Linked DNA regions of Mus musculus: regions 1 and 3 are each linked to region 2. The links are chromatin loops, found by intact Hi-C in ENCODE. Cell type or tissue: heart. All regions are shown on one strand.

What was found. A loop is a pair of places that touch in the nucleus more often than their neighbours do. Peaks named below come from ENCODE experiments on the same cell type or tissue, not always from the same donor. Only the 100,000 strongest peaks of a DNase experiment are listed, where the experiment ranks them.
Region 1: a loop joins it to region 2, with 3.0 times the contacts of the local background. A loop is called at or near these places in 4 of 42 quality-filtered maps.
Region 3: a loop joins it to region 2, with 10 times the contacts of the local background. A loop is called at or near these places in 2 of 42 quality-filtered maps.

What each region holds. Positions count from the first base shown.
Region 1 is chr1:176,708,291-176,716,290 of GRCm38, forward strand. No RefSeq gene overlaps it. Among named protein-coding and RNA genes, the nearest start is that of Gm26104, 12 kb to the left of the region's middle. In heart, a CTCF peak has its summit at 4,294 (motif pointing right); no DNase peak of the experiment used is centred here.
Region 2 is chr1:177,698,710-177,706,709 of GRCm38, forward strand. No RefSeq gene overlaps it. Among named protein-coding and RNA genes, the nearest start is that of 1700016C15Rik, 27 kb to the right of the region's middle. In heart, CTCF peaks have their summits at 4,332 (motif pointing left) and 6,672 (motif pointing right); DNase peaks (open chromatin) are centred at 4,002 and 4,332; H3K4me3 peaks cover 860 bases; H3K27ac peaks cover 466 bases; H3K27me3 peaks cover 262 bases.
Region 3 is chr1:177,404,348-177,412,347 of GRCm38, forward strand. No RefSeq gene overlaps it. Among named protein-coding and RNA genes, the nearest start is that of Zbtb18, 34 kb to the right of the region's middle. In heart, a CTCF peak has its summit at 4,532 (motif pointing right); no DNase peak of the experiment used is centred here.

The sequences.
Region 1 (8,000 bases), 990 kb before region 2:
ACACACAAATTTCTTCTAACTGTAGTTCTTTGAACTTTGTGGGTTACCCACTTTATTCATTCCAGGGAGGTTTGGGGAATATTGTATTATCACTCTGCTCTGTTAGCTATTTCAACACTCTAACCATAGCACCTTAGGGAAGGACAGGTTTATTTTAGCTCACAGGTTGAGGGTACAGACTACTATGGAGTGAGGAGGTCGGGGGGAGAGGAACATGAGGTGGCTGGTCACATCAGATCTGCAGTAAGAAGCAGGCGCAGTGAGAATAAGTAGGTAAGCAGCTCCCTGTCCCCTTTTGATTCAGTCTGGGCCCCCAGCCCAGTGGTGCCAACCACGTTCAGACTAATGGCCATTGGTCTACTCGGTAGCCTGCTCTCTCAAGGGCAGGCTAAGCAAGCAGCTTCTCTGGTGATTCTAGATCATGCCAAGTTGACAATAGTAATGGCCATGCCTACTTAATCCCTTCAATCACCTACGTCAGATTTGTAAGTTCAGTAAGGCTCACAAATCACACAACTTTCCCCCAAACCACATGGCTGGTACAAGAAGGGCCAAGCCCAAAGACATTAGATTCCAAAATTCAGGATATTTTTACAACTTCAGTAGAAAGCCTTACTGGGAAAAAAATTAATCACACATCCTCAAAGTTATGATACAGGGAAATTAGAAGTCCCTTGTTGAGGGGTTCTTAGTCTCATTAATAAAAGATTTTAAGAATGAACCCAAGTAAAAGCTCAAGAACAATATTATTAAAATTTTTAATTGAAAAGTTTGCTTTCATATAGTATATTTTGATCACATTTCTTCCTTTTCGCAGCTCCTTCCAGCTACTTCATACCCCCCATCCACCCAACCCCATACCTTTTTTCTCTTTCTCCAAAACAAACAAACCAAGAAACACACAAAATCAGAAACAAAAATGTGTGAGGAAAAGAGCAATAAGACACAAAAGGTCCTAACAAAGCTATAGGAGACAAAAAACAAAAACAAAACAAAACAAACAAACAAACAAACAAACACCCTACAAAAATACCATTGCACTCATTTTGTGTTGGCCATCTGCTCTTGAGCATGAGATCTACTCTTGAGAAGGCTAGGCTGACTCCATGACAGGCTTCAAATTGGCAGTGAAGGAGACTAGGCCTAAATTCCTGTTTCCAAGAACTCAGCAATTCCAGGCAAGACCAGGCCTCACAGGCTGCCCAGCCACCTGGCTTGAGGCAAGGACAATGGGTCAGCAGCAGTTTCCAGACCCCCAAAAGCAAGTTTCCAGCCCCCACACCCCGGTAATGGAATATCCTAATGGAATGTCGGTAGAATCAATCGACCCAAAAAATTAACATAGAGGTCACCTACCTCAGAATTCCCTAATGTGCTTTAAAATCAGGGCTGAAAGCTCATTTGGATGTCTCTCTATTCTGGTAATGGGAGACCCCAGCATGCTGGACTTCTGTAGAATAAAACACTCTTTGTGTTTACATATTATTTGAGTCTGGGGTTTCATTCTTTGGAGAATCATGGACCCTTACATTCTGAAGTTTGGTTAATATAGCCAGTGAACCTCATTGAAGAAGACCAACTTTTCCTGTACAAGTAGGTATCCATTGCAGATAGCTTCTTGATTAGGAAGGGAAACTTGTATCCATTTCCCCTCTCTCAGAGCTGGGAACTGTCTGCCTTGAATGTGTGCAGATTCTGTGCATGCTGCCGTATCTCTGTGAGTTCATATGTGCATCAGTCCTGTTGCATCTGGAGGACAATTTCTTTAGAGTCATCCACCACCTCTGCAGTTTTCTGTCTCCTCATCCTGATCCCTGAGTGAAGAGTTTGATGAAGACATGCTATTTAGGAATGAGTGCTCCAATGTCTCTCACTCTCTGCATATCGTCCAGTTGGAGGGGTCTCTGTGTTAATTCCCATCTAAGAAAGAAAAAGTGAGTGAAACACAGATATGTGTCCGAAATCCCTTTCTTTTATTAGATTTTAAAGGAATAACTCCAGGACCATCAGACTATAATCTACAGTGGAGGCTTGCGGAGGGAAGGGGAAAAGCCACACTGTTTAAGTGGCCACGAAGGTTAGACACCATGGCCAACAAGCAACCACAGGATGGGGCAGAGATGTGGAGAAAGAGTGAGGAAGCCCATCATATTGGGGGAGGGGATGCCAAAGTGTTAAGGAAAACATGCTGAGAAGAAAATCAGAAGAGAAGGAAACATTACAGGAAAGTAGGCAAAGTTAATGCCCAACACTAGGATAAAAGTTGTCAGTAGTCTGAAATTCAAATGTAAGCAGGCATCCTGTGTTGTTCACCCAGGCTAACAACCTGCAGAGACCCCTCTCTGGGTACACCTTCAAGCCCTGTCCTGTTCCTTCCCAGCACTGTCCTGGAGAGGGACTGAGAAGGCAGTGTTACGCAAACAGTCATCTAAAAGGGAGATGATTTCTGTCACCGTTTGAAACAAGCTTAGGGTTATTGTTTCCACTCCAACCTGCAATTGGTGCTCCTGTTCATTATAAAGAAGTGTGGGGCTGTGTTCCCCTTTGTATAGTCTAAACATACATTTGAAAATATGTATGTGGGACCAATGTGTGTTGTGTGCACGTGAATGTGCCAGTGTGCATGCTCACACAGGGGTCAGGGGTATTTTCTGTCACTCTTGCCTTATTCCTTTTAAGATAAAATCTCTCACTGAGCTTGAGGCTCACCACTTGTCTTCACTCCCAATATCTAGAATTACATCACACACATAACCCTATGCCCACTGCTTTATATGGATGCTGGGGGTGGGGGTTAAACTCTGTCTTCACATCTGCAAAAACAAGAACTATTTCCTACTAAGCCATCTCTCCAGCCCTTATTGTGGCCTAGTATCCTGCTACACTGGCTGAAAGGAGTGGTGTAGAAATAACACGACAGAGACAGGAGAAAGCTTGTTCTTTCTTGAGAGATACCTGGGATAGTGACACACTTCACAGGCCCTGTATAAGTGCGTCTCTGTGGCTCCATCCCTTCCTATCATGAAATGGTGAGACTTCAGGCTGCAGCTTGTAGCACATGCAGGTGACGATGGGGGACTTGAGCAAATTCCTAAGGGAACAGTACAGTTAAACCCAACAACTCAAGTTTCCCTTAAGTGAAAACACCACAGGCTTCCCTGCAGGAAGGCATTCTGTTTTCTAAGTCACAAAGCTTTTATGAAGACTAATAAATTAATGTTGTCAGTGGTGACTGGGAACTTTGGAAAGCTATGGCGTGTTTTAGAAATAATTATTGAGATATTTAGTATGGACCCTACAAAACAGAAATACGAACTAGAAGACTCTTATGAGGCACATTGTGGAACTGAAGAATTGGGCTTTAGGGTTTTTTTATACTGACTGAAATGTCATAGCTGAAAAGGACTAGTGACCACATTTTATGTACCATAACATTAAAATAATCATCAAATAGAAATTTTTTAATAGGCAAAGAATCCAACCTATGGCATAGTCCTAGTAATAACAAGAGCCATGACATCACATTATAATTATAAATATTTTAATACCTGGAATAGAGCTTGCCAAAAAAAACCGCATTTGCTTTCATACAACATATTCTGATCACACTTCCTCCTTTCCCCAGCTCCTCCCAGATCCTTTGTATCCCACCCACCCAACTCCATACCTTTTTTTTCTCAAATAACATATTTCTCCTAAGACATGTGGAATTTTTTTAAAGGTTCTGGCTTTTTTGTTTTTTTGTTTTGGTTTTGGTTTTGGTTTTTTTTTTTTTTTTTTTTTTTTTTGGTTTTTCGAGACAGGGTTTCTCTGTATAGCCCTGGCTGTCCTGGAACTCACTCTGTAGACCAGGCTGGCCTCGAACTCAGAAATCCGCCTGCCTCTGCCTCCCGAGTGCTGGGATTAAAGGCGTGCGCCACCACGCCTGGCTAGACATGTGGAATTTAATAAAGTATTAGTTTAAACAAACCAAAGCAGTGTCTGTCACATATTTAACATGACTGTGCATTATACATATCTGAAAATAGGACGTCAATGCATATCTTTTCAGTATTTACCCCAAACTTATTTATTTCCTTAGATTCTTTTTATCCACAGAGTCTATATTAGTATTTCCTGAAAATGTGTCAGGAGATACCACGAAAGTAGTTTGGGAAATATCAGTGCTGGATAAAAAGACACAATGGAATTTAAATATTGAACCTATACAGTACTACATTTTAAAAAATATTTATTTTTATTTGTATGCATGTGTATGTATGTACATTTGCATGTAGTGCCTTCAGAATCCAGAAGAGGGCAACAGACACCTCCACTTCTGAAGCTAAAGCGCCAGATGTTTGTGAAATGCCTCAGGTACTAGGAACTCATATCCTCTGTCAGAGCAGCAAGTGACTTTAACCACTAAGCCATCCATCCCCACAGAACTACTTTTGAAATGAGTCTATACTAGCGTCTTGTGTAACTGAAGAATTAGGCTTTAATTTTACTTATTTGTTTGTTTGTTTGTTTTTTATTGCTTGAAATGTAAGCACTGCACAGGACTGGAACTTAAGGCTGTTTGTTATTTTGAAGTTGGTGTCTTCTTTGATCACAAGCCATACTTCTTAGCCCTCAACCACCTCACCCTGTTATCATTTGTGGCTGTGCTTAATAGAAAGTTTTAATTTAAAACCTAAAACAGTTAGTTTAAATTTTTCTTTAAACATGAGTATGTTTTTATGTTGTTCTGTTTTTTTTTTCTTGTTGTTTTTGTTTTTGTTTTTTTTTTTGTTTTTTGGTTTTGGTTTTTTTTGGTTTGGTTGGTTGGCTGGTCATTTTGTATTGGTTTCTCTGTGTAGTTCTGGCTGTCATCAAACTCTCTCTGTGGACCAGGCTGGCCTCAAACTCATAGAGATCCTCTTGCCTCTGTCTCCCAAGTTCTGGAATTAAAGGTGTGCACCACCACTGCCAGCCAGAGCGTATTTTTAAAGGGTTTCTTATAGAAGAAAAAAATGGAACACTCTTCAGATATAATGATTCAAAACAAGATCTTGTCATTATGTGTTTGTAGACATTGGTTTATAGTCATAGTAATTAATGAAAATAACTAAAAATTTCAAACTTTTCAGATGGAGAATACTATCTAAATTTTTGTGTTTTATTTTAGTTATAAAAATATCAAAAAATTGTAGCTTGTATATATCAATGACTTTACTTAGCATCAGAGCTTTGGGTATATTTGTATATGTGTATTTTAGAGGTTGACTTGTAATTAAAGATACTTTCAGATTAAGCAGATTTAACATGGAAACCTTTATCCCTGAAGTAATTTACCTATAATTTCTATTTCTACCAAGATGCAGTAACATAGGCCAAATTTATCATTCCCAAGCAGCAGACACAACATACAAAGCAGTAAGTTTCATATGTACATAGACATAAAGGAGGGTGATTGAGAGGCTCATGCAGATATGTTCTAAAATTGTCCCCATTTCTTCCCCAGAGGGAGTTTCCGGGTTTGGCCTAGAGAGAAGGCTTCCTTTAAGGCCTAGCAAGATCAGAACTTGGTATCCAGGCAGCTAATGTTTACAAAGTATACAGGGAAGAGAGAACTTAACAGAGACGGTGTGTGTGTGTGTGTGTGTGTGTGTGTGTGTGTGTGTGTGTGTGTAAAGATGCCTGGAGAGCCTTCTTCTGAATCCTGAGAATACATTTCTAAGGAAAGGATCCTAGGGTCATTGTCTAGGAATACTTTGGGTTTTTGCTCCCCCTGGTGTTAATCAGTTTTCTGTTTCTATGACAAAATGCCTGATATAATCTATTCAAGATAAATAATTTTTTGTCTCTCAGTTTCCAGGGTTTAAACAAATGGTTGGTTTGGCTTTCCTGTTTCAGTGCAAGACTGAAGCAAGGCAGGCACCATGGGGGAGAATGCATGAGGGAGCAATCTTGTGCAACATGTAGCGGGCCACACCAGGGTCTAAATAGCTTCAAGGACATAATCCCAGCCACCTAGCTTCCTTCTACTAAGGCCTATCTTCCATTGGTTGTAACACTTCCCAATAGTGCCACAGTGTATCCACCATGGGCCTTTGAGTACATTCAAATTCTAAAATATAATACTTCTAACTAGGTTAGAAAAACATCATAATTCATGTACTGTGTATATCAATAGAAGGATTTTGCATCAATATAGAGATAAAATTAACTTGAGACTAAAGACTTTGCTGATCCCATGTAATGAAGATTAGCCTAAAAAGAATCTTATGAGAATAAAGCTCAAGAATGTTTTAGGAATACAAAGTTATCCATCACTCAAGAAAAAAAATGTTTAGCATCTAGCCAAATTTATTAGGCATGCCAAGAAGCAGCAAAGTGTGACTCACAGTGAGCAGAAAAACAAATTAATAGAAATAGACCTTGAAATAGCAAAGAGAGTAGAACTGTTAGACAATGAACATCAGACTGGTTATAAATACTATGGCCCATTTATTCAAGATAGTAAAGAAGAGATGAAGCATATTAAGTAGTTGTGAAAGATATTAGAAGCTCTTTTATATTTATTTATAAGAGGCACATGCCTGCCATGTGTGCATAGGTCAACTATATGCAGATGGTATTTGATTTCTTTCCCATCCTGAGAGTCACAGGGATCAAACTTAGGATGTCAGGCTTAGGGCAGATGTCTTTACTCACTGAGAAATCTCACCAACCCATAAAAAGGTATTTTTTAAAAAGACATTGATCAAACTACTGAAGATCAAAACTGTAAAGTCTAAGATGAAAGAGATATTAGAGAGATTAGTGGTGGATGGGCACTTCAGAAGGAAAGATTAGTCCACCTAAAGACTACAATAGAAGCTAGCTTAAAAGAGGAGTACAAGGGGAAAACACTTAAAAACGAATGTAGCCTCAAAGCAAAGTTAGGGAGCTAAGTTCCGTCTATTTGGATCCTGGGAATAAGAGGTGAGTGGGAATAATGGGGGAAGATATTTGAAATAGTCATAATCAAAACCTTTGTAAATGATCAGCTTATAGACATAAGCTCTAAATCCCCAAACACCAGAAATAGGAAGAAAACAACATTAAGGTACAACATAATCAAACTGCTGAACACAGTTGAAAAGTCTAAAAGTAGTCTGTGGTGATGTCCCAGGGTAGAAGGATACCCAGGGAACCCCCATCCTCTCAAGAAGGGGGGAGGGATGCATGGAGGGTGTCTGGGAGGGGAGACTGGGAAGGGGAAGTGTTTGATGTGAATAAATTAATTAATTAGTTAGAAATAAATAAAATAAAGCTAGTCTGTGAATTGGGAAATAGAAGAAAATCCTTCCAGAACTCAGAAAAAAAAAGTGCAGGTTGCCTTTCTGTACCTACCATGTCTCTCACGGTTAACCAAGGGCTCCAGAGTGTGCCCCGGCCTCTCCTGCTTAGTAATACTTTTCTTCCCAACTGCTGCCATTCCACTGGGAAGCATTTGCCCATAGCAACCATAATAATGAAGGATTTCCAGAGGACCAGAAGCACTGGAAGGTTTTATAGAAGACAGAAATACAGGTATGGATGCTAGAGAGATACAGACAGAGATAAATTTAGAAATGGAGACAAGTATGATAGGGGCAGAGGTGGAGATCTTAGAGAGGGAGACAGAGACTGGAGAGGTGAAGAGAGAGACAGAGATGATAGAAATAGAGATGACATAATAAGAACTAGGGATGGTAGTGATGGATGTTGGAACGTAGACACAAAAACACGGGATCCAGACAGATAATGATGGCAGAGATAGAAAAGAGACAGGAGGGATTTTAACACAGAGATTTTAACCTTACACAGTTATGGGTTCATTACTGGTGACGTCATCTCTGAAAGGCTGTTATTTTCATCTCTGATGCTGGGGTCTCCAGTCCCTAGAGCTCAGAACTGGGAGAAAAGACGGATGTACAACGAAGACAGTGAAGACATGAAATACACAAGCTTGTGTTGGAGCCCACAAAATGGACTGAAGTCCACACCCGTAC
Region 2 (8,000 bases):
AGAGAGTAGCTGGGTATAGCACGGGATGGTGCCACTTTTTATTATATCCCACTGTGGATAGGTACACTCAGTTCTTATTTATTTTATATATGTGAGTACACTGTTGCTGTCTTCAGACACACCAGAAAAGGGCATCGGATCCCATTACAGATGGTTGTGAGCCACCATGTGGTGGCTGGGAATTGAACTCAGGACCTTTGGAAAAGCAGTCAGTGCTCTTAACCACTGAGACATCTCCCCAGTTCCCACTCAGTTCTTTATAAGGCAGTGAAAATATTCTCAAATTAGAGGTGATGGTTTTTCTGAGCAGCCTAGAGGTGTCAAGTTCTATACTTCCAAGGAGTAAGTTATGACATGTAAACTAAAACTCAAGAAAGCTGTTAAAATGTATCCAGTCTGGGCCCCGCCCCAATTAAATTGGTGAATTCAGGGGCTGGAGCATCTCTGCAAGTGTCTTTGGTTTGTGTTTGTGTTTGTGTTTGTGTTTGTGTTTGTGTTTGTGTTTCCCCCAGGCCATGCTAGTCTGCAGCAGTAACTGAGAGCCACTGCCCAGCCTAACCTTCTGTGAGGCAGTAGAAGACACTGGGGTCCAGGAAGCTGCAGTGACCTTCGATGTCATTGGCAGATTTGTGTTTTCTAGCCTCCCCAGAGCCTGGTCACTGAGTAAATCCCAGATGCCTCAGTCATCTGCCTGGTACCCCAGGCTGGATGTCCTCAGGCCTTCCTGACTCCCATGAATGTCCCAATGGCTTCACTGTCAAGACGTCTCTTCTGTGATTCCTGTCGAGCACCGGGCTGATTTTGAGTCCCCTCCCTAGCTGTTCTTCACGCCTCGTTTCTCCCACCTATCCTGCAGGTTGGCTTGTTGCTCTGTCTGTTTACTTCCAGCCAATTTCCTATCCATTACGGGTCTTCATGTATGAGCGTCACATTTACATTGAAGGCACAAAATGAGCACTGTCTTCCGCTCAAAGTTTCTATCTATTCCGTCTTCACAGTGAGCTAGGAGAGGCCATTCACGGGAGGTGACTACCCCCCCGGGGAAGCCAGGGTAATTGGCTGTTCATAATTCCCATTTTGAGTTAGGTGTCTGTTTAAGCTGTAGGGGAGTGGGGGTGGGACAGTTGTTGGGAATTAAATTCGGGGCCTTGTGAGATCATCCTCAGAAGAATCTTGACTACTAGTTCATATTCCAGGACAGGAATATAAGAAGCAGGTGCCTCTTATATTAGGAGGGACTCCTGTCAGGAAATTAGAAATAAGTTACAAACTGGGCTGCATTAGGTAGCTCAGAAAGAAAAAACATTAAAAAGCAAAATTAAGAGTTTCCAAATGAGGGCTACGTCAGTAAGCACCATGCTGGTTTGTTTCCAAAGCACTAAGCTATCTGCAGGGTTTCCTCATCTGGGAAAGCACGGGAGAGGGCTTCAGTTACTCATGTATATAGCCTTCCTTTCCTTTTAGACTTTTATCTGGTTTTGTTTTTCAAGACAAGGTAGCCCTGGCTACCCAGGAACTCACTCCATAGACCATGCTGGCTTCAAAGTCAGAATTCCTCCCGCCTCTGCCTCCCTGAGTGCTGGGATGAAGGGTTTGCACCAGCACAGCCCGACCCTGTAGACTACTAAAGATTGTTATCCTTATTCATCTCTGATCTCTCCGCCTCCCCTTCAGCAGGGCCCTGTACCTGTTCAAAGGTCAAAAATTATGTTTTTGAATAAGACCCACAGTGGTGAGTCCCTGATAGAGTCAGGAGTAGCTGAGGCTGGAAGTGCATATGGATAGATTCTGGATTATATGTATAGATTCTTACTATAGAGTCACATTTGGCAGGTGTTTACTGGGCTCCTCCTTACAAGCCAGACTTAGTGTGCATTCTCAGGCCACTGAGCAAAGCTTCAGAGAGCCACCGGAAGGAAGCCTTCCCACTCGGGCGGATGGAGACATGAGGAGTCTATGAACCCTCTAGAAAACAGAGACAAGACAAACACTCGCCTGGTTTCCCCCACACTCCTCGAGCTCCTTTCATGGTTCTGTTTCCTCTGTGAGTTCTTTGTTTGGTTCCAGCAGCTGTAAGAGCACAATCAGGCAGCTGCACAGGCCTTGGCCACGTGCTACGCCATACTGCTGTGACAGAAATGCAGAGGAGCAAATGGGCACTCACCAAAGGGACAAACACAGGCACAGTTTGCTGCCTGAGTATCTGCCGGTGGTGACTGATCTAGTGCCATGAGAGGTCCATTGATCCCTCTTGACCTATCACCTCAGAAGGGAACCCCAGGGTAGACGAGAGCATGGGGAAAGAACATGTCTCAGGACTCTGGGGTCTGTTGAAGCCTCCAGTCCCTGAGAATGGAGACTTTTAGCATGGGGACTGGAGGACAAAACACTGGAGTTTGGGTCCCAGAGTCCACCTGTAACCCTAGTGCTCAGGAGGTCGTCGAGACTCACACAACAGAGGTGCTAGGAACCAAACTCTAAGAGCAGCAGGAAACCTTAACTGCTGAGCCACCTCTACAGCTCCTGCTACTTCTTTTATATAGATATAGACAATAAAGCTGTTTTCTATACAGTTACTCAAATAAGGATGTTAAGGTAGCAATAAACCATGCTTAAGGCTGAGAACCTATGACCTTAGTATGACGTTTCTCCTTTCCCAGAGGTTTCCTGAGAATCTCACAAACCAGTAACTTTTGCTAACAGTGAGAGCATCTTCATTTTCCATGCAAGCCTGGGACTCAGGGTGTCACCCTGTCAGCTGTAATCTTGTTCATGTCCTCCAGGAACTCACTACCCACCAAAACTCTGGATATGGCCGTTGTAAAGTAAAACTGAGCTCCATTTATCTATCTATCTATCTATCTATCTATCTATCTATCTATCTATCTATCTATTTACACTCCAGCTTTTATCCCCCCCACCCCCGAGCGCCCTCTTGAGACACTCACATTCCAGTGGGCCATATACTTTCCTCCTCTTATAAACCCCAGCTCGGAGACATATCTGCTCTGCATGAAATCTTTTTTACAGCGAAATCAATAGTACTGCCTCACCTGTGTGCAGAGCTCTGAAAAGAACTCCGGAGGCCTGGCGGCAGGACGTGGTGGCTCACTCCTCAAATCCCAGCCCTCAGGAGGCAGAAGCAGGAGATGACTGTAAATTCAAGGCCCGCCTGGTATACACAGAAAGCTTCAAGTCAGTCAAGGCTCTACAGTGAGGCTCTGTGTGAAAAAGAACACCATGGCTGCTGCAAGCAACAACATAGACATATACATGCCTCCTGTTCCCTAACCACTGATGACATCACCACCTCAGGCCTGTCACACAGGGACCCAAATTTAGACATGAGCTTTGGAGGGGACATCCTTATGTGGGCAGCATCGGAATCATGAGGGCATATGATATACAGTATACAGGGGTGTGACATGAGACAGGACTGAATACCCCAGCTTAGGGATGGAGACAGGGGACCGGCTGCTCATCTTAGCCTACACATTGAGACATTACTCTTAGAAATAGGAAAAAGGGGCAGGGTGAATAAGTAATTGTTGCAAGTAATAAGAAAGCTATTTCCTAATCTTAAAGTGACAAGTGTTAGGCAAGCCCAGTTTTACTAAGGTCTTGAGTTCGTTTGATAGTGAAACTTCCCAAAATGCTAAGGAAGATGGCTACCACATCTTCAGCATGCAGGGGCAGACGACAGCCCAACCGACCCTGTTCCCCCCTTAGTCTGACATCTTGCATGGAGGATAAGACTTTACTAAATCCTCTCCAAGTTCCAAGGGATCCTGTGAGAAGGGGGCTTTCACAGGGTCACACAGAGTTCTATGCTCTGTCCCTGAAGCCATCTAAGAACTGCAATGAGCCACAGTAGCCCCTGTGTGGCAGCCTGGCGTCAGGTCATGATTGAGAGTAAAGTTCTCCTTGCTTCCCTCTGTGGTTTTATACCCTGGGCAATGAACCAAGGGGAGCCCAGGAGCTTCTGCGAGGCGTTGCAGCTCCCACCCGCAGTGGCCCCTCTACAAAGGCCATGTCAGCGACTGATGCCTGCAGGGGCTCCTTCCTCGCCACCACCTCACTTGCTTCCGTTCTTCCCTAAGTCGCTCCATCTCTTCTCTTTCCAACTAGCCTGTCTTCCCACCCTTTGCTGACTCCGAAAAATGTGGGTCTCCACTCGGGCAGCAAACCACAAGAAGCCTCGAGTCTGCCTGGGCACAGAAGAAAGATCTCTTGGAAGAGTCCCTTGAGCACTAGTTTCTCAAATTAACAGGGTGGGAGAGAAACGAATCCGAGCAGCAGTGGCGGCAGAAAATGGGACATTGCTGCCACCTAGAGGCAACCAGCCTCAAATTCAGAAACTCTGGACCAGCCCAAGCTTGCTTGAAAGCCCTCCCTTGGGAGCCAGACAAGTCAGTAATGAAATTTCCAGGACGAGCAGGAGGCATCCCTGTCTCTCATCCAGCCATCGAATCTGTGGCTACAACAGTCTACAACAGACTTGAGAGTCAGTAGCTCTGTAAGGAAAGATGACTCGGAGACAAAGGGATGCATTTGACACAGGGACGAGAGAGAGGAGAGAGAGAGAGAGAGAGAGAGAGAGAGAGAGAGAGAGAGAGAGAGAGAGAGAGAGAGAGAGATTGTCTTGGGATTGTCAGAGCCTGCCCTGCTGGTCTGCACAGGTTTTCCCCTAATGGCCCTGGGATTCACAATACTCCAAGGAGCAAATGAATAGGGAAAATAGAAACCTCTATGAGGATGGCTTTGGCCTTCCTCTGAGTCCCCAGTCACTTCTGCCAGCAGCCGCTAGAGAACAGGATTTAAGTATTCATTGTTGTAATATTACATAATTTGTTTCTCTCTCCTTCCAAAAATGGAGTACGCTGAGCAGTTTTCCCTGAGTCACTGAGTCATGGAAAGTTTACCATTAGTTCTGCTTCCTTCCTAATGACTAACACTTTCTTAAGAAAGTTTTCAAAGATGGATAGATGACTCAGCAGGTGAAGGTGCTTGTGGCACAAGCCTGACTAAGTTCAGTCCCCAGAACCCCCTTAAAGGTGGAAGAATATGACCGCTGGCACACTCTACAGGGCTAAGGAGCAATATGTGTAATACATCTATAAGATTCCAAATGAAAAACACACTGTATTCATGCTATAGATTTCCAAGCCTTCTTGGATAATACCCAGTAAAAGCACAGTACAGCATGCAGATAGAAGATCTCCAGGAGACAGGTGTAAAACCCTACTTTGACACATAGGTGGGTCTTTTTAAACCAGGCCCTTCCTTCAGACTGGGGTTTGATCCCTGCAGACTTGCAGGGCAGCTGCACATTTTCCAGCCTTCTGGACTGTATACATTTCTGATCTTTTCCTCTGGGTCCTGCACATCCTGTCTCCATAGGATGCTGCTTTCTCTGCCTCTCAGAGCCTCAGTAGCAATGCACCCTCTCTTTCTCCTGGGGTTCTCACCCAGAGTACCCAATCATAACCCAGGGGAGTGTTCAGATAGAAAAAAACAAAACAAAACAAAACACCAGGATTCCTATGAGTCGGTGAGAGAGCAAGCTTGGAAACAATTATCACTAAGAAATTTCTTGTGACAGATTCAAGAAACAGGAAGCAGTGGGGTAAAGGGAGAGGTGTTTGACTGGGTCTGTTCTCTGGCAGGAACAGGAGAGGGCAGGGACAGCTTAGGACTGAATAGTGGCAATGGCATCAGCAGGCTCTGGGTTGTATGGGTGATTCCTAGCTGTCCAATTCCTGTGGCCTGGGATGGTTTAGGGCACACTGACCTGATGTGTTAAGGTGTGATAAAGGAGATGGTTCAGGGCTCTGGATTGGCTGATTTAGGCATCAAGGCTGTGCTACCAGGGAGCTTCACTGTCTCTAAACATTAGCTTCCTCTGTACTCTCTGCAGGTTAAAGCTTCAAAGGACAGATCATGGAGAATACAGGGGGGAGGGGACTGAGGAGATGGCTTAGTCAGTAAAGTCCCTGCAACACAAACTTAGAGACCTGAGTTCAGATACCCAGCATCCAAGTAAAAGCCAATCCCCATCCCCCATGTTATAAATCGGGTGTAGCAGTGCAAACCTGTAATCCCAGCTCAGAGAGCAGTGGGAGGCAGGAGGAGCCCTGGAGCGTGGTAGGCAAATCAGTGAACTCTAGGTTCAGTGAGCTCTAAGTTCAGTAAGTGATTCTACAGTGAGAGAGAGAGAGAGAGAGAGAGAGAGAGAGAGAGAGAGAGAGAGTAAGACACTTGCTATTGTACCTCTAGTCTCCATATGCTCACGTGTATGTGGACACACACACACATACTACACACGTGCGCATACAAAATGTACATACACACAGAAAAATGCAAGACATGAAATAGCTCATTAGGACCAAAACCACAAGAGACAGAGACCGAGAGAAAGACAGAGAATTAAAGCCACTAAACCCCTTAAAATTAAGAAAAAAATATATAATCAGCACAGCCCCCACCACTGACCTACCCCACTCTATGATTTATTCCCTCACCCCAGGCCTACCTGCACTGTGCTGGCTCTTGAAAGATGACGTTGGCTTGATCTCACAACTCCTTAGAGGCTATGTAGCCCCTTCTCTTTCTCTGAAGGTCCAGCTCTTCCCCCTTGAGCTATAGTATGTAATTATCTGCCTAATGCTCAAGGGGGCAGAAGAGGGCAGTTCCTGACTAAGGTGCCTGTTGTCTTCAGAAACATGGCTACTGCAGTATCTTCTTAACCAGCAGGTAGATGCTAACTGCTAACGTAGAGAGTTGATTTTTCTGTCTTAGGAAGTTGCAGGGAATTGGGATTTTGAAGTCCCATGTGCTCATCTCCAGATTCCATCCTTACATAGCCAGAGCCTAGACCAGGGAATGGCTCACCTACCCAGGTTGAGAGCTCAACTCCTTTAAGAATTCTCATTTTAGGTAAAATGAGCTTTACCCCAAACTTTGTCTGCTTTCTAGCTACTACAAATGGGAATTCCTTTTATCCAGCCCTGGCTTTCACACCGAGCTTGGAATTTGTGCAACGGCATCAATTGTCTGGTCCAACAGTCACCAAATCCCATCACCTTAATTCCCAGTCCAGGCCACGTTTCCCTAGGGCCTAATGCACTTCCTCTCTCTGCTACTGCATTTCCTCCCACTGAAGCACAGTCTACACTCACTACTGGCTAAGATTTGCCAACTGTACTGCTCTTTGACCAGGCCTAAGCTGTGTTCATCTAGAAGCAGGTACAGCATCCTCATTATCAGCCCAAGAGCAGGCCGCCGATCGCAGAACTTCATCTCAACATCGTTCCCATTCTTGGGCTACTCCTGGTGTCAACAGTTACAGACGGGTTGTCTGGGAAACAGACCGAGATGAAGAGTGACAGAAAGTAAGCTAGTTACAGAATTCTTGAGGTCAACACCTGTAGAGAAAGGGCAGGGTATCTCAATATCAGTTCCCCCTCTCCTCCCAACACCTCCTCTCATAGAACATCCCCTCCCAGTTCCTCCCTCCTCTTCTCCTTTGAGAAGGGAGCCCCCTCTAGATAACACCATGCTACACACACACACACACACACACACACACACACACACACACAGAGGCAAGAACACACATCAGGTCACTGCAGGACTAAACACATCCTCTCCCACTGAGACCAAACAAAGCAATCCATTTAGGGGAACAGGATCCACAGGCAGGTAGGCAGGCAATCGATTCAGAAAGCCCTTCACTCCTGTTGTTGGGACCAAGCTACTCTTCTGCTACATATGTGGAGGCGGGGTTGGAGGGGACACTTTGGTCCAGCCCATGCTCGATCTTTGATTGGTGATTGAGTCTCTGGGAGCCCCCAAGGGTCCAGGTTAGTTGACTCTGTTGGTCTTCCTGTGGAGTCCCTGTCCTCTTCAGGTTCCTCTATCCTTCTCTCAGCTCTTCCATATGACTGTTCAAAATCCATCTAATGTTTGGCTGTGGGTCTCTGCATCTCTTTCCACTGGCT
Region 3 (8,000 bases), 290 kb before region 2:
CGCAACAAAGGTAGCACACTAATACAAGGTGCTCCTAATGAGGAAACAGAACAAGGTATGTGGGGACTCAGTAGTCTCAATTCTTCTACGTAGGTATAACTTTCCTTTTAAAAAGTCTTTTTTGAAAGCTCCTCAAAAGAGAAAGCAGATAGGACAGAAGACAGCTGTTTGAGGAGACCAGCAATATCAGCGTCTCAGCTTCCAGATGTGGGCTGCTCCCATCTGTTGGGCATCTCTGTTGTGAGCAGGTGACCACAATAAGCGAGACACATGAAGATAAGACATTTTCCTGTAGAGGATAGCCACTAAGCCTCCAAGGAGCTATCCCAGAGACTACTGGCCAGAATTTGTGATCCACCTGCCCTGAGGCTCCACTGCTGACAAGACCATCTCAAGAGCCCACAAGAACCAGTGTTTTGCCCTGAGTCTCATATGGCAACCTCTGCACCAACTGGGCTCTTCTGCTCCCTTTGAAGAGGCTGAGCCACTGTCTAAACTATAGTATAAAGAACCTCAGACCTGGAGAGGGAATGAACACCTGTTCCAGACACTCCTGAACATTTAAATTCACTTAGATTCCTGGGCTATCAAAAGTGTCCCTAAATCCATGGGGCTTTTGGTGGCCCTTTCCCCACCCACTTCAGAATCTATCCCAAGAATCCAGTCATAGCATTACATGGTTAAAGACCTGTCTGGTTTGGCAAGTAAGAACAGGGATTACATACTGACAAACTGTATAGAACTAGCTAATGTGTACCCAGATGCTGGGAAACTATGTATAGAGCAGGACCCTGAGAGCATGTGATTAAGCAGAATAGAGTGATAAAGTCTAAGAAGAAAGCTTGTTCATATGGGTCCCTTCTCCTTTGCTACAGAACTGTATCTCCTGCCAGGACCTTGGGAGATTATGCCCTGGGAACATATTATCAGATTCACTCGCAGAAGCACGGGGAGAGTATGCTCTATAGCAAGAGCAACAGAAGCACTAAGTGATTCCTGTGAGAACTGGTGGAGCAACAGCTCAGAAGGCTCGGAGGAGTGAGTGGGTTGATTGGCTGCCTTAGGAAAGTCCACCTACTGACGTGGAAAGCCTTGGAAGATGAGCCAAAGAGTGAAAAAAGATCCCGTGGCCATTCACATCACTGAATGAAAGGGACCCAGTACTCCAGGCACGTGAGGACATTGTCCTCAATGTGGCACATTGATGGAAGTGGACTCAATACTGAGTGACCTGGAATTGGCTGTCCTCTATGGGACCTGCTGAGGGTGAACATGATGGTACAGAACCCCACACCCTGACAACTATGAAGAAGGTAGGATTCCAATGTTGGGCACAAATGGTTAACAGTGCTTGATGCTCCTAGGAGCAGAACAGCTGGCAGCCGGCAAGGGTGTTGCTCTTTATGTATACATCAAAAGAAGTTAGGCTGAAGAGATTGCTTAGTGGTTAACAATTGCTTTAGCAGAGGACCCAAGCTTAGTTCTCAGCACCATAATCAGGTGACAAACTTACCCGTAACTTTAGTTCTAGGGGATCTAACCCCTCTGGCTTCTGCAGGAACCTGTACTCATGTATACATACCTTCACAGAGACGCAGACAGACATAGGCACACATGTACATGTGTGTGTGCACATGAGTGCACGCACACACACACACACACACACACACACACACACACACACACACACACTAAATCTTATTAAAAATCATAGATGGATACTAGGCTATAGGCAGTGGATGTGTGGATGTGTGTGTGTGCACATTGGATAATCCTTTATCCAATGTCTATACCTGAGCTAGTTTTCAGACTTTGAAACCCATTAATTGAAAAAGAACTTGAGCCCTTAGGAGGAAACACCCTGAATTACCATAGCAACCACAGATGACAATGATCTCAATAGTATTTCCCAGAAGAGACTTATGTCCCTTCACTCAAATCATCACACAGAGCCATGAGAGAATATCCACAAGGCTCCAAGACTGTTGGACACAGGGTTTTGGGTTTTCTAAACGTAACCCAAGATCAGGAGATTCTTCATGCTTTGCTTTATTGGAACAGGGCATACAGGAACCAGATATTAAGTAGAAATCCAGGTCTGAATGATTCATAGCAGGTTCATTGGACCTTGGAACCTACCAAATGAGTACTTCCTTAGTCTTGAATATATCACTAGAATGGACATGGTTGGTTGCTGGCAGAACCCAATGAAGATTTTTGGTGTGTGAGTCTGTAGAATCACAAATCAAAGTAAATGGAGTTGAATGAGAAGACTTTGAAAGGGCTCTTTCCCCAGCCCAAAGACTGAATGACAATGAAAGTGACATTGCACCGTAAAGAGTCCCAGGCATAAAGACATAAGGTATGCAGAGGGGGATTCTTGCCAATCGTAGTCTTGGACCCACACAAGCTGGACAGACTTGTAGGATGTTATGTACTGCAAGCCAAACTCAGGCAAGCAATAATCCTAATGCCTGCTGTCACTACAGATATAGTTTGTAGTTGTTTTGCAGAGCACAGGAAATATTAGCTTGTGCCCAGAGAAAGTAGTCTTTTCCATTCCTTCCAGGAGAGAGGTCAGAAGCACTCTACACTGACATGAAGTGGATACTACTATATATTTACATATTGCCCAAGATCTGTGCCAATTCTTCTGCTGTGTGTCATAGAACTAGTCTGTTTGTTTAAGGAAAACAGTGGTTCACTAAGGTACTGGCATCATGTTAACAAGTTCAGATGAACAAAATGTAGAATTAGAGACCCCAGTTGGACCCCATGACAAGAGACTCTGTGATTCAAGGTATCTGTGGTGGGAAAAGATTCCACGTGGAGTTTATAGCAATAAGAGACTCACAATGAAAACCTCTGGGGTTCTGGAGTAAGGCCATGCCATCTGCAGCAGAGAATTATATACCATTTGAAAGAAGAGATCTTGGCATGCCAGTGGGCCCTGGTTGAGATGAAGTGCTTAACAAGGGATATCAAATGACCACGTGGCCAAACTGTCCATGATAATCTGAGTTCTTTCCAATCCATCAAGTCATAAGGTCAGGTGGACCCGGGAACAGCCATCTTTAGACAGCAACGGTACATCCCAATTGGACAGGGCAAGCAGGCACAAAAAAAAGTTTCAGGTCTCCATGTTAACCATTGGCTTCACACTAGCTTCTCTTCCTCAGTTCATAGAGGTGATGGTTGATCGTCTGCAGAGTAATGAGGGTTACACCATCCCTTATGGGACAATGGGGGAAAGAAAACAAGACTGGGCTTAATTTATGGAGGAGTCATATGTGTTTGTGTGAGTGCAAGCCTGACACATACACTGACTGCATAGTAGTCCCTCCTAGGAATGACTTTAAAAAATAGGCAAGGGGAAGTCCTCCCAACATGAAGAGCTTTAGACTTCATTATCCACTTTTGAGAAAAGGAAAGTGCCTTATGTGGGGATCCGTGCACAGTGGCAAAAGCCTAGGCCAAGGGCCCAGAAGGAGTAAGACTTTAAACATCAGGGACATTAACCGGCATCTTTTGCCTATAATTTCAGAATTTAAGGGGCCAAGGCAGGAAGAATATCATGAGTTTGAAACCAGTTCTGGGGAGAAAACTCGGGACCTCAACTCGGGGCTTCACTCATCCTAGGCAAGCATGAGTCCTTTTCTAGGATATTAGAACATCTAGTGCAGAACAGAAAACTTAGCAAAAACTTAGTCATCTTGTCTAAGATGACTCAGCAGGCTGTATCAGCCAACTTTTGTCATTGATCACCTAAGTACTGGAACAATTGGTGGCACTCAAACATGGTGGTTACTTCCATAAGTCCGGAGACTCTGTAGGTGCTCGAACTTGTGGACTCAGGTGCTCATCAAGACTGACTCGGTCATTTCCACTGATAAGTGTCTTGACCTGCAAGCCAGAGGCAAACACTAATTCCTGGATGGAGCACCATCCTTCAGAGAAAACAAGTAGCCATTTGACAGGAGTTGGTCACATTGCACAGTTCTAGCTTGGAACGAGAAAGGATTTACATTCATTAGAATTGATGCATATTCCAGATAGAGGTTTTGTTTTCCAGCATGTAGACCCTCAGCTACAATGTTTGGAGGCCCACTGGGTATTTGTGTCATTGACATGAGACTTTGTAGAACACTGTATTGCACTAGACAACCTACTTCACAACAATAGAGACATGAGGGAAAGCATTTGACCACGATTAGAAAGTATCAGATCTTTCCTAGACTACAGCATCAGATGGGGAGATGAGACCAACTTGTCAAGGAGGAGTTTTTGACACCTCTTGAAGATGATAGGCTGCCAGTGTGGGACACCTATCTCTAGGACCTTAAGTCAATGACCATTTCATGACACTGTGTCCTTAACATGTGGAATACAAGGGCATGATAACCAAAACATAGGAGGGAGGCACGGTCCCACCCCTATTCCTGAGGCCCTACCTGGGCAATTTGCACTTCCCATCCACTTACTAACAGTTTTGGCAAGATTAGAAGTTTGGCTCTAAGGAGAATGTTTCCACCAGGGGGCAGAGCAAGGGTTACCTTGTACCTCCAGACTTAAGTGTTTTCACTTCTAATAGAGGAAGGGCAAGAGACGTCATCTTGACAGGAGAAATGTATTCTGATCATCAGGAGGTAGAGCTATTGGTATGTAATGGGGCAAATGATTATGTGCTTACTGTCCTGGTGACCCATGTAGGTTCTGATGATGTTCCCCTGGCAAACAAGCGCAGCTTACACAGCACAGGATTACAGAGGTTGAGGAACAATGTTTGTTTACCAGAGCACATAAGCTATGCCAGCAGAGCAGGTGCCAGCTGAGGGAGAGGGTCATGTGGGATGGATGGGGTGAGATGGAGGGATGTGTAGCTGTGGTCTCAACACATCCCTCTGACCTTCCTCTCCAGGTTCTCCAGAAAAAGAGATGGCAAGACTCTTGCAGGCACTGTTCCCAACTGGGGCAATATTATTAGGCAGAGTAAGTGGGTTGGATTTTGCGACTGCAATAGGAGTGGTAATTCACTGCCAAGGTCCTTGCTCTGGACCCAACCTCTAGGATATAGGTTGTAGTCAGCTCACAGGTGTCCCTCGGCCCCACAGGGAACTGTACCCCACCCTCAACAGAGCCCAGATGCACCTACACTCTCTCTAGCACACCCAACGCCTGATTGATGGGGGAGAGGAGGAGTTGGGGCGATAGGGTCCAGCCCTTTTGTCTCAGTTCAGTCTGTCTTAGTCAGGGTTTCTATTCCTTCACAAACATCATGACCAAGAAACAAGCTGGGGAGGAAAGGGTTTATTCAGCTTACATTTCCACACTGCTGTTCATCACCAAAGGAAGTCAGGACTGGAACTCAAACAGGTCAGGAAGCAGGAGCTGATACAGAGGCCATGGAGGGATGTTACCTACTGACTTGCTTCTGCTGGATTGCTCAGCTTGCTCTCTTATAGAACCCAAGACTACCAGCCCAGGTATGGCACTACCCACAAGGGGCCCTTCCCTCTTGATCACTAATTGAGATAATGCCTTACAGCTGGGTCTCATGGAGGCGTTTCCTCACCTGAAACTCCTTTCTCTGTGATAACTCCAGCCTGTGTCAAGTGGACACAAAACCAGCCAGTACACAGTCCTAGCATCAAGTAACACCCCCAGCCCTTAGGTACCCATGGTCAGAGGCATCTGTTGCTGCTCTGAGAGGCATCTTCTTCTACACAGCCCTAGGCCCCACCCCTCCAAGGTACTTCACTGTGAGTGTGCTGCAGACATCTCTTCCTCGGAGTGTCTCCCAGGAACCTTTGCCTGAAACTTGATCTACCATAGAAACCAAATAAAGACAGAACAATACTGTTTGGTTCAGCGAGGACACCAGGGCATGCTGCTTTCAGGCTGATTATACCTAAACTGGATCACTGCCGTGAATAAGGACAAATTCAGTTTACCATTTTATAGAATTCTGCTGACTCAGGCCCCAACATCTCCCTAGCACACATACACAAGCCCTGCCCCCCACCCACTCCATCTGAATCAGATCTAGCAAAGAGAAAAGGCAGTTTTGATTTAACAGTTCATTTCTGATGAAAAAATAAATACAACAACAACAAAAAGAAGAAAGAAACAGAACCAACTCAGAGCAGCCCCAACTAACCACAACATAATGAGCTTACCTGATTCCTCCTGTCCTCTTTCTCTCTCTCTCTCTGTTCTGAATTTTGTATTAAACCCTGATCATGGGTCAAGTAAAATCTCAGAAAAGCAAAGGGTAGGTTCAAATTCCAATTTCAGTAAACTTATGTCCAAATTCAACATTCTATGATTTTCTGCCACAGCTAACTGTTGGAGAAGAACATCATTCCAATTTGCATACAAGGCTCCATACAAATAGGTGTTTAAAATTTACTAAGTGGATAAAGGTCAGATTCAAAACTTTTTCTGGGTAATAAATATTGCAAATATCCCCATTTTTTTTCTTGACAAACTTTTGGTTCCTCTCCCCCCCCCCCCGCCCCCGTCCGAGCAGTAAGGCACAATCATTCTAGAATACTGCCAAATATAATGAGCATCTACAGATGGGCTGGTCTGCAGCTGGAGGCTTTAACTCTGTAGTATTTATTTGAAATCTCCAAGCCAGCAGAGCAGTACAGTGAGCACAATTCTCAATGTTTTGGCTCTGGAGCAAATAGCGGTTGAACTTAGTTTTTTCAGCTAAAATGGAATTTATGCAGATGTGCTTTGCACTAAATTCATTAAACAATTACATCCTGGTGCCGTTTTCACATTTTTGTAAAGGATCTGCATAAGCACTAATTAGATCTAAGACAATGTTACTGGGCAAATTACAGTGTGGATTGTCCGCCTTGTCTTGCATTCTGCATCTGCTTCGAGATGATGATAATTTAGGTGCAAGTCATATAAATGTTGGGTTTTGTTCCATTTACTGGAAATATTTATTTGAAACATACTATAGATTAATTGATAATGTAACCATTTTTTAAAAGGGCCTCCCGATGTTTTTCTCACGGGTGTCGAGTGGTAAAATCCAATGGGAGGTGGGGGAGGGGTGATTATAGTAGCTGGAACTTCTCACAATTGCTAGCTAACTGGCATTTTCCTCCGTGAGGTTGAGGTTTGCTGCTGAAAAGATCTTTGCATTTCATTTGGCTTCAAGTGCAAGCTGGGCTTGCTGAATTACAGCGGGGCCTTTCAGAATGCAGCATTCACGCAAAGGCATGCGGAGTCTCCTGGACAGCTCCCAGGGGTAGCAACCCACCTCTTCCTGCATCAGCTGGACAGTGACAATGTCAGAAGACCTCAGTATCTTAGGAGATTCAGACGGGGTGTGTTTCCTTTCTCTAATTTTTATCTTCTATTCCGTATACCATTAAATGTAAAAGACTAACATTTAAGCATGAAATCCACTCTGTAAAAAGTTAGGACATTCCTACAGGGTTTCTATGGCAACTTTGAATTACCAACTTAATTCAAGGCTCACTCCAGCCCAGAAGTCACCAGTAGACATTCCGTACCAGACTCTCCATTCTGCTCACACCCAGAACTGCTTCTGCTCCAACCAGCAGCATCCCCCTCCCCGGAAAGAAAGCCAAGCCTGGGCATCAGCCTGGGCATCAGCTTGGCTGCTGTGGTTCTAAACCCCACTCCCATGGCTGGACTTTTCAAATGGTTACTTCTATTGTTTGATGGAGCCAGCCAGAAAAAGCCAAGTTCAGTGTGAACGCCAACAGAGATCATGAGGCAGAACTGAACTCTGAGCATAATCAAATGCAAAAGCCCAACTCCGAGACACGTGGAAACGTCCCTGTGTGAGAGAGACGCGGGAGCATAGCAAGCACACATGGGGCTCTCTGAAGTTAGAATCCAGCCTGGCTCACTCTAGCTGCCTGCTTCCCTTCTTCCTTGGGTGGGGCTTTGTGTTCCCTTCTCCGGTTTTTGCTTGGTGGGGGAGATTGTAACCATAAGGGTGATAATAATCG